2 separate regions of the Homo sapiens genome follow, and region 1 is linked to region 2. A link is a contact called in ENCODE Hi-C or POLR2A ChIA-PET data. All regions are on one chromosome and are shown on one strand. The core of a region is the stretch at or near the end of the contact, and the rest is flanking DNA. Distances in the headings are between cores, read along the strand shown. Region 1 overlaps NFATC2 (nuclear factor of activated T cells 2). Region 2 has its middle 29 kb from the start of NFATC2.

The links. A loop is a pair of places that touch in the nucleus more often than their neighbours do. ChIA-PET counts read pairs that join two places held with the same protein, here RNA polymerase II (POLR2A). Pooled maps may share reads with other maps.
Region 1: a loop to region 2 is called in a map of vagina, with 2.0 times the contacts of the local background. The contact joins two enhancer-like sites. A Hi-C loop is called at or near these places in 21 of 168 maps with a recorded cell type or tissue (HCT116, PC-3, Panc1 and 15 more) and 14 of 50 pooled maps. POLR2A ChIA-PET finds 5 or more read pairs at or near these places in 5 of 52 experiments (A549, H1, MCF 10A and 2 more).

The regions. Positions count from the first base shown.
Region 1 is chr20:51,460,009-51,464,806 of GRCh38, reverse strand. All of the region lies in intron 5 of NFATC2 (nuclear factor of activated T cells 2), which reads left to right. Among named protein-coding and RNA genes, the nearest start is that of MIR3194, 9.4 kb to the right of the region's middle. RefSeq lists an enhancer at 1,245-2,205. Within about 2 kb of position 1,751, at least 8 of the 41 ENCODE cell types and tissues checked have a DNase peak (open chromatin) inside an H3K27ac peak, as active enhancers do; they include heart right ventricle, where a contact is called at or near this core.
Region 2 is chr20:51,569,361-51,574,146 of GRCh38, reverse strand. No RefSeq gene overlaps it. Among named protein-coding and RNA genes, the nearest start is that of NFATC2, 29 kb to the right of the region's middle. RefSeq lists an enhancer at 3,298-3,798. Within about 2 kb of position 3,271, at least 7 of the 41 ENCODE cell types and tissues checked have a DNase peak (open chromatin) inside an H3K27ac peak, as active enhancers do; they include heart right ventricle, where a contact is called at or near this core.

The sequences.
Region 1 (4,798 bases), core at 502-3,001, 110 kb after region 2:
AGCCTTAACTACATATTGAGTGATAGATTAATTTGGGCCAGAAACCCAAAGGGTGGCATCATCTCATTATAAATCAGAGACCAACTCAAGGGCCTCCAGGGGGCTGTGGGCACCTGCCCACCCCACTCCTCATCCCCCCACCCCCCGGCACTAGATTGTCTCCTTCAAGATCCTGTAGTGGTAAATCTTGGATGAAACTGGAGCATTGGGCAGAGAGCAGGTTGGCCAGGCCTTTGTCAGCCTCTGCTCTCGAAGGCAAGTGACCAAGAAGCCCTATTTCAGAAGTGCCAGAAAGCTGCATGATGGGGAGAAGCAGTTTAGAGTGGCGGTTAGGAATGTGGGCTTTGGAGCAGGTAGCTTGGGTTCAAATCCTGCCTCTGCCACTTACTGGCTGCTTAGTCCTGGGGAGATTACTTAAACACTCTGTGCCTCGCTTTCCCTATCTGTAAAATGGGGAGAATAATAGTACCTCCCTCAGGGTGGCGGTTAAATGCGTGTGTGTCTCACACAGTAAGTGCCAGACGTGATCCCACAGGGTAACTCAAGTGCCTCCTTTGTGGTGGCCTTTGTGGTGGCCCAGTGTGGACGGATCTCATTGTCTTGCCTGCAGCCCTCCCGTAGTTCTGTAAAGCAGGCTTTACGTACCTCTGGCTGCCACCCTGTCACTGCAGGAGTCTGAAACCCAGGCAGCAGTAGGCCGGTGTGAGAGGAGAGTCGAGCAGACAGCCTGCAACATACCCTGCTGCTGGGAAGGAACCCCAATAGTTATCTGGCCCAGTGGGGTGGGCCACCTGATGAGTGAGTGGAGGAAAGTTGTTTTTTTTTGGAGAGCCCAGGATTGGGGTGGCTTCTTTGCTGATTGAAATAGTTACCTACCCGGCCCTTTACTGGGCTACTTATGAGGGAGCTGGGAAGGCAGAGTGCCCTTCTGAACACCTACGATGTACCCACAGATGCACTGAGGTTAACTCATTTCCATCCTCATCATAACCTCAGAAGGCCCATCTTAAACGTTTGCTCAGTTCATTTGTTCGAAGCATTTGATAATATGCCAGTGATGGAGGCACAGAAAAGCACCCTTGCAGGGTGTGGGCGCCTGCAGGCTGAGGCTCCGAAGGATGAGTGACTTGCTGCAGTCCCACGGCTGGCAAGGCAGGGGCAGAGCTGGGGTTAAAGCCATCTTCTTTTCTCTGTCCCGGCTGCCTGGGTTCCTCAGTGATCCAGAGCTCATCAGGTTTTGGACTGAGAATATTCTGAAGAGGGTGCCTGTTAGTACATTGGAATGGTAGAGTAATGATCTGATGGGAGGAGAGACAGCAGCTCCTACTCTCCCTGATGTCCTGTGGAGTGGATGAGATAGGAAAGTCTCACAGGAGGGGCCGTGCTGCTGCATTTCTCCATATGAGAAAGCTGAAGCTGAGGCCCCCCGCCACCGAGGCCCACAGCTACAACTTTGTCACTCACTGTGTGTCTCATGCATTTGCACACATCATACCCCACTCCCTTGCTGTGGACCTCAGTGGTTCCCTCAAAGAGGTGAGCCCCACACTAGGGGAGATTTTGGTTCCCCTCCACTCTCCCACTTCCCAGGGAAGACCCAGGGAACAGCCAGAGTGGAGGCTGAGGGGCCTGTCTGCTGGCCCTGCTCACAGCCTCTCCCGGGAGATGCCTGAGTCGGCAGCACATTCTGGGCCAAGCCAGGCCCAGCCAGACCAGGCTCACAGCCAAGGATGGGGCCTGATACAGAGACAAGAAGGGCTGACAGCAGCTGGAGCGCCAAGGCCAGGGTTGCTCAGTGCTCGGGCCAGAACGATGACCAATGGGAGGAACCTTCTTGCCTGGGCTGGCCGGTGTCTTTCCCACGAAGTCCTCCGTTTCACTGCAGAGGGTCCCATGGGGTAGCGGAATCCCCCAGTGTAGGTCCAAATTCTGCTTGTCCATTTGCTGTGAGCTCCCAAGCTTATTCCTTCTCCTCTGGGAGGATCAATGTCTTCTACTCTAAAACGGGAGTGATTCCTGCTTTGTGGTCTCATGAAGTTTAGCAATAAAAATAAACACAACTAACATTCACTGAGTCCTGATGAGATGCCACGCAGGCCCATGGATTAGCTCATTTAATCTGCAGGCAGCCCAGTGAGGTTAGTGCTGTGATATTCCCATTTTATAGATGAAAAACAGAGGCAAAGAAATTAAGTGTCTTGCTCAAAGTCCCAAAATTAGAATGTTACTTTTACGTGTGAACCCTAAATTGCTTCTTGGTGTGGGCGTTTTATAATATTTTTAAAAATGTGTATATGTTGTGCCTGCAATCTGTAGTCTTTATAGCATTTGTAATTGTCTGCTATTTATTTTTAGTTTTTTGAGACAGAGTCTCGCTCTGTCATCCAGGCTGGAGTGCAGTGGCGCGATCTCGACTCACTGCAACTTCTGCCTACCGGGTTCAAGCAGTTCTCCTGCCTCAGCCTCCCAAGTAGCTGGGATTACAGGTGCGTGCCATCATGCCCAGCTATTTTTTTTTTTTTTTTTGTATTATTAGCAGAGATGGGGTTTCATCATGTTGGCCAGGCTGGTCTCAAACTCCTGACCTCAGGTGATCTGCCAGCCTCAGCCTCCCAAAGTGCTGGGATTACAGGCATAAGTCACCCTGCCCGGCCTGTTATTTCTTAAATTTAAATTTATTTTTATTGTTGAAACAGAGTCTTGCTGTGTCACCCAGGCTTGAGGGCAGTGGTGCAATCTCAACTCACTGCAACCGCCACCTCCCAGGTCAAGCAATTCTCTTGCCTCAGCCTCCCAAGTAGCTGGGATTCCAGGCACGTACCACCACGCCCAGCTAACTTTTTTTGTAGTTTTAGTGGAGATGGGGTTTCACCACCTTGGCCAGGCTGGTCTCGAAGTTCTGACCTCAAGTGATCTGCCCACCTTGGCCTCCCAAAGTGCTGGGATTACAGGGGTGAGCCACCACACCCAGCCTGTCCGCTGTTATTAACAGAAACTGCCCTCTCTGTAGGAGCGAATTTCTCTAACCAGTCTCTCCTGAGGTTCTTGGATAGATCGTAATTCTTGGCCACCCGGCTTGACGGCGAATTTCAGATAGTCAGGCAATAACTTCCCATTTCCAGGCCTACTTGGGCGATGTGGGGGAACCCTGTGCCGGTGTCAGTTTTCTTCGCTGAACCTTTGCGGTGGCTGCTGCTGTGCTGCAGGTGGGCACAGTTGCAAGACAAAGTCAACACCCAAACTGGTTAAACCAACAGCGTCCTGTTGATTCAGAGCTCATAAAATACAAGAGCCCCCCCAAGCCACTTTATGACGTGCCAGAATCCAGGGGCAGGAGGGAAGCCTGGGGAAGTCACTTTGCAGGGGCCACCTTGAAGCTTAAGCTGGAGCAGAGGTCAAGACTTCACCCGCAGGCCTGAGCCAGGCCCTCAAAGATGACTTTAAAAGCAAGGTGCCTGGTTTGGTTGGAAAACTGCAGGCTGTGCGGTTTGGATTGTCTGCAGTCTCAGAAATGAATGGGAGAAAGGGGGGCTGATGAGGAGGGTGGGTGCAAGCCTGGGAGGCCCACTGGGCTTCCTTAGAGCCTCCCACCCACCCTGGACCTGTCACCCCAATTAGCAGCCATAGGTGATGGAGGTTGCATCAGAGAGCAATAGAGAAGTAGAGCTCAGGAGGGTAATTTGGGCTGCTGTGCGCTGGCTTCAGTTCCTCTTTCAAAAGCTAATTGCTTTGCCTCTGGGTTCTCTGAGGACTGGGGCCTGCCCTGGAGGAGTTCCCCGTCCTCAGGTGGCCTCTTAAGTGTGGAACTTGGCTCTTAAGCAAACGTGCGTGACAAGTCACCCGGAAAGATTGTTAAAATGCAAATGTCTGGCCTCTGCCCGAGAGATTGGGGCACAGAGGGTGAGGGATGTGGCCTGGGTATCTGCATTTTTATCTAGCACCTTCTGACCCTGCGTTGCTGGGGGAAGATTCTGCTACAGGTGACCTGAGAGCCACACTTTGAGAAACACTGGCAACTGGGGTCAAGAAACCTGGGCCAGGCGTAGTGGCTCATGCCTATGATCCCAGCACTTTGGGAGGGCGAGGCGTGCGGATCGCCTGAGCTCAGGTGTTTGAGATCAGCCTAGGCAACATGGCAACATCCAGTCTCTATTAAAAAAAAAAAAAGAAGAAGAAACCTGGGTTATGGCTCAGGATTCACCGAGAACAGCAGTGACCACAGAGGTGACCTGTGTACACACATGCATATGTTTGGTACATATATGCTAAAATATATAAGACAACAATGTCTATGGCTGGCACATACAGCCTCTCAGAAGCTACAGCTTTTAGTGTTGCTAACCTTGCTGACCCATGTTTATTAAGCCAGACACGCTTTTGATGAACTTGTTTAATCCTCGTAATGACCTGTGAAGTGGGACTGTTAACAGCCCCATTTTACAGATGGGGAGACTGAGGCTCAGAGCTGTGAAAACCCCTACAAGGATCAACCAGGGGGGTGTCCAACACTATAGCCTTAACCAAGAGCACGTGCTGCCCTTCACTGAAGCTGAGCTCTGAGCATCTGTCCTCTCCTCTCTAGATGGGAGTGATAGTGTCTTCCTTGCTGTAGGGCTATGATTTAAGGGTTTAAACAAATAAAGTGTTGTGAAAATAACTTAGCAAGAAAAAGAGGGGCATTTTTGAAAGTCAACGATAGCAAAGACCATCATGTCTTGAGTTGTTACTGTGTGCTAAGCATGGGCTGTTTTGTCTTATATAGGATATTTTCTCCTATTGTGGTAAAATACACATAAAA
Region 2 (4,786 bases), core at 2,022-4,521:
CTAGAACCTGCTCTCCCTGTGCCAAATCAGGGCTCAGAGCACAGAGAGCTCCAGAATAAGAACAACCACGCCCCTGCTCAGTGGCCCAGAGCCACCGGCTGAGGTTGGGGATGAGCTCTGTTTACCTTGGAAGGCCCAACCTCTTTTGTAACACTCACTCATTGTTGCTGGGAGCCCAAAAATACTTTTATTAATGGAAAAACAGGGATGGCTCCACAAAGAAATATTTTGACAAGCCCAGAGGAGCCAGCAGGAGGGTTCAGAGCATATCCTCAGGAAGCTGGGGTTTCTTATCTTCCAGGGAGCCCACGGAGGGGAAAAGTGCAGCACGCTTCTCCTGGCAGAGCAACCACCCCGTTTCCATGTGGGGCTCCCAGGCACGGCTTCCTGGGCTGGACTGTGCTGAGGTGGCTTTCTGCAACATGGCCCATTACCAGCTTATGCCCCACTCTGGATACAGCTCCCCAGGGCCCATTGGCTTTATTCCTGGGTCACTGCTCCATCCACGTGTTCTCCCTCATGGCCTGTTTCCTCTGAGTGCTAATGAAGGCTTGGAGCTCCTTAGACATCTTTCTGGGCTTGCCGTGGTCCCAGGCACCCACAGAGCCTAAGGTTCTTATATCTGCCAGGTGCTATTTTAAGCACCATTCCATGTGCTAACTCATTTCATCCTCACAACAGCTCTCCAATGGGTAATATTACTTTCATTTTGTACCCGAGGAAACCCAGGCACAGAGAAGTTAAGTAACCTGCCAAAGGCCACCCAGCTAGGGAGAAGCAGAGCTGGGATCTGAACACAGACCAGCTGGCCCTGGAGCCTGACTCTTTATTTTATTTTATTTTATTTTATTTCATTATTATTATACTTTAAGTTTTAGGGTACATGTGCACAATGTGCAGGTTAGTTACATATGTTTACATGTGCCATGCTGGTGTGCTGCACCCATTAACTTGTCATTTAGCATTAGGTATATCTCCTGAAGCTATGACTCTTTTTTTAAGATGGAGTCTTGCTCTGTCCCCCAGGCTGGAGTGCAATGGCACAGTCTAGGCTCACCGCACCCTCTGCCTCCTGGGTTCAAGCGATTCTCCTGCCTCAGCCTCCCGAGTAGCTGGGATTACAGGTGCCCGCCACCACACCGGGCTAATTTTTGTATTTTTAGTAGAGATGGGATTTCACCATGTTGGCCAGGCTGGTCTCAAACCCCTGACCTTGTGATCTGCCCGCCTCAGCCTCCCAAAGTGCTGGGATTACAGGCGTGAGCCACTGTGCCCGGCCGAGCCTGACTCTTAACTTCAGCTATGGCCATCTTTCTAAAGTGCATATCTGTTCGTGTCACTCAGAGTCCCCATACTCGATGGTTCTTCATTACTCTTAGAATCCATATTGGTTAGGGCACAGGTTTAGCTGTCGTACTAAAGATCCCTAGACAGCAATGGCTTAAGTAAGTTAGATATTTATTTCGCTCTCAAGAAGAATGTGGGTGGAGATCTAGGGTTGCTGTGGAGGCTCCCTGGTCATTAGGGACCTGAACTCCTTCTATCTGTCAGCTCTGTCTTCCTTAACACAGTTTCTACCTCATGGCCCATGATGGCTGCTCAAGCTCTTACCATCAAATCCATATTTTAGCGGGAAGGAGAGAAGGGAAAGTGGAGAATATGTCCCACCTCTTTAAAGGTTTGATTTCCAGCTCTTCCACTATGTGGCCTAGGGCAAGTCATTTGGCCTCTCTTGTCATCTGTGAAAAGGGGAAATATTTGAATTTTCAAAGGCTAGGAGGATTAGACAAGCTAATACATGTTGATATGGTTTGGTTGTGTCCCCACCCAAATCTCACCTTGAATTGTAGTTTCCATAATCCCCACGTCATGGGAGGGATCCAGTGGGAGGTAATTGAATCATGGAATTGGTTACCCTCATGCTGTTCTTGTGATAGTGAGTGAGTTCTCACGAGATCTGATGGTTTTATAAGGGGTTTTTCTCCCTTTTGCTGGGCACTTCTCCTTGCTGCTGCCATATGAAGAAGGACACGTTTGCTTCCCCTTCTGCCATGATTGTAAGTTTCCTGAGGCCTCCCAGCCATGTGAAACTGTGAGGTCAATTAAATCTCTTTCCTTTATAAATTACCCAGTCTTGGGTATGTCTAATGAAAACAGACTAATACACATGTCAAGCACTTGGAATAGGACAAAGTGCAACGTGAATACTCAATAAATTTTAGCGACTATGATTATGGATTGACTCTGTTTAGATGTCACTGCTCTTGAAGGCCTACCCCAGCACCCCAACGTGACCAGGTTTTGTGCCCTCCCACATATTTCTCGGCTCCCAAGCCTCCTCCATCCTTGCACTTGCCCACTGTTTTGTACTGTCAGTTGACCTCTCTCGCCCCGACTGCATGAACTCCCTGAAGAGATTAATTTCTGTCTTGTTTTCTGTCTGTATCTTCAGCATGAAGTTCAGGGCCCCATGGCAGTGCCCAGAAAACTTGTCAAATGCATGAAAAAAATGACTCTTTCTGGTGATGGCAGGCTCCCTATTTTACAGGATACTGCCTCAGGGCCTTTGCACGTCTTGTTCTCGCAGCTTGCAATGCATTTTCTCAGCTGTCTGCATGGCCAGCTCCCTTAAGCCATTCAGTTCTCCTCAGTGTCACCTCTTCTGTGAAGTCTTCCAGACCACCCTGACTAAAAAAGGCTCCTTTCCCCAGCCCTCCATATCTTCCTGCTCTCCTTTATGTGTTTTTCTTGGCACACGTCACCACTCAACTGTGTTGTCTATATTTGTGTGTTTCCTCTGAGTCTCCCCGCTAGACTGAAAGCCTTGTAGGGCAGCACCTGCATCTGTTTTGCTCGCAGCTGCATCCCAAGTGCTTGGAATATTTTAGGTACATGACAATGTCTATTGAATGAATACACAAAGGAAGAAGATAGCCTGTCTGATTTTTAAAATATAAGAAAAAATAGTCTAGCTATAGGTACTTCAGTCCTTTCCTTTCACAGGAGAGATGCTTGATGTTTCAAGGTTCACTCTCAAAAAACTGCAAACGAGATACCGCCCCGCTTCTTCTACCCACAGAGGGAGAAAGACAAGCCAAGCTGATCGCAGCCTCTAGGGCCAAAAGCCAATTCCCTCTCACTCCACGTCAGCTCTCCAGCTTCTAGGAAAATCTTCTCCATCTCTGAGGGCCGGGGCGTTCCTAGGGCTGCCGCTGGCCACTGTCACATCTCAGTTCAGCAGCTGGGAGCAGCGAGGGAGCCCCGTGGATGGGCAGGCTGTCACCGGAAACTTGCTGTCAGCAGCCCTGTGAGCTGCCGAGGAACATCGGGGTTCTCTCCAAATGCCTCAGAAACCTCCCTGTTGGGTTACATTCTGTCTTGGGGGACCCTGGGATTACCACAGTTCTTTGCAGCAGCCAGCGGCTGATTGGGAGGTAGCAAGATTCAGCACTTCTGAGTTGGAAAAAGCGGCGCCGGGTATTATTTTGGGAACAGTCAGTCATGAGAACCTCCAAGAGCTGATCAGGGAGGCTATTAAAAGCAAGACAATGTATTTTGAAACGAACCCGGCTGGGGAGACACCTCACTCTCTGCCACAACCATGGAACTGGGAGTTCTTTCCGGATGAGGTGAAACTTTCCATCGCTAGGAGATGGGGAAGGCCTCCCCAGCTGCCAGCCACCGCCCCGTTCCTTCTCCTCTGCCAACCCCAGCTGAGCACCTCACCCACCTCCTCGGCCATGTGACGGAGCGAGGGTTCTCTCCAGCGGGCTGAGCAGGTGGCCAGACCATCATGGTTGTGCCTGTCGTTCATTCATTCACCAAACATAGACAGGACCTGGGAGTCTGGCTCTGGAGCCAGGCTGCCACTCTCCACATTCACACTCTGTCGCTTACTATTTGCTGACCTTGGGCCTCTCTGCCTCAGTTTGTCCCGCCCCTCCTGCAAAATGGGGATAATAGTGGCCTTCATCTTAGAGAATTGTTGTGAGACCCAAATGAGTTAGTCCCTGTGTCCGTCACAGATGCTAGATAGGATAATTGACTGAGTACCACCCGTTCCAGACACCATGCCAAGTCCCGAGTAAGACAGACATGGCCCTATTTTCCTAGTCTAGCGGAGAGATGAGTCATAACCAAGTAAACAAACAGATGAGACAATTTCATATTGTGTTATTCACTCAACAAACATTTTTGAGGTCCGACCGTATGCCAGGCATCATTCTAGGTGCTGAGGACACGGCAGGGAATAAAACAAAGTTCCTGCCTTCGTAGAGTTGATATTTTAGTTGGGAGGCAAAGGAGACATAGAATACACAAATGAATATGTAATTTATTTGTGGTAAGTGATAAATGCTATAAAGAAATATGACAGGGCGTTGGGACTGAGATTTGTGGGGTGGGGTTGAGCTTCAGGGCAGAGGAACCTATTTCAGAGGTGAGGGTCATGGAAGAATGCATTCACAGGATGGCATTTAAACTGAGGCTGAGAAGATGGAAGAAGCCAGCCATAGACATGTAGGGACAAAGGGTCCCAGGCCAAAGGGAAGGAAGCACAAAAGCCAGGAGGTGTCTGGCTCATGGGGAGTAGATGGGAGACCAGATAGGTGGGTAGGGCCGGACCTCAGAGGCCGTTGCATTCGTTTTCTGTTGCTTCCCCCTGGACATTGTAGCTTAAACGAGCAAGTATTTATCATCTCATAGTTTCTGTGGCTCAGGAACAGATTAGTTGGGTGGTTCAGGGTTTTTCCTGAGTCAAGCCATTGGCTGTGGCTGCAGTCATCTG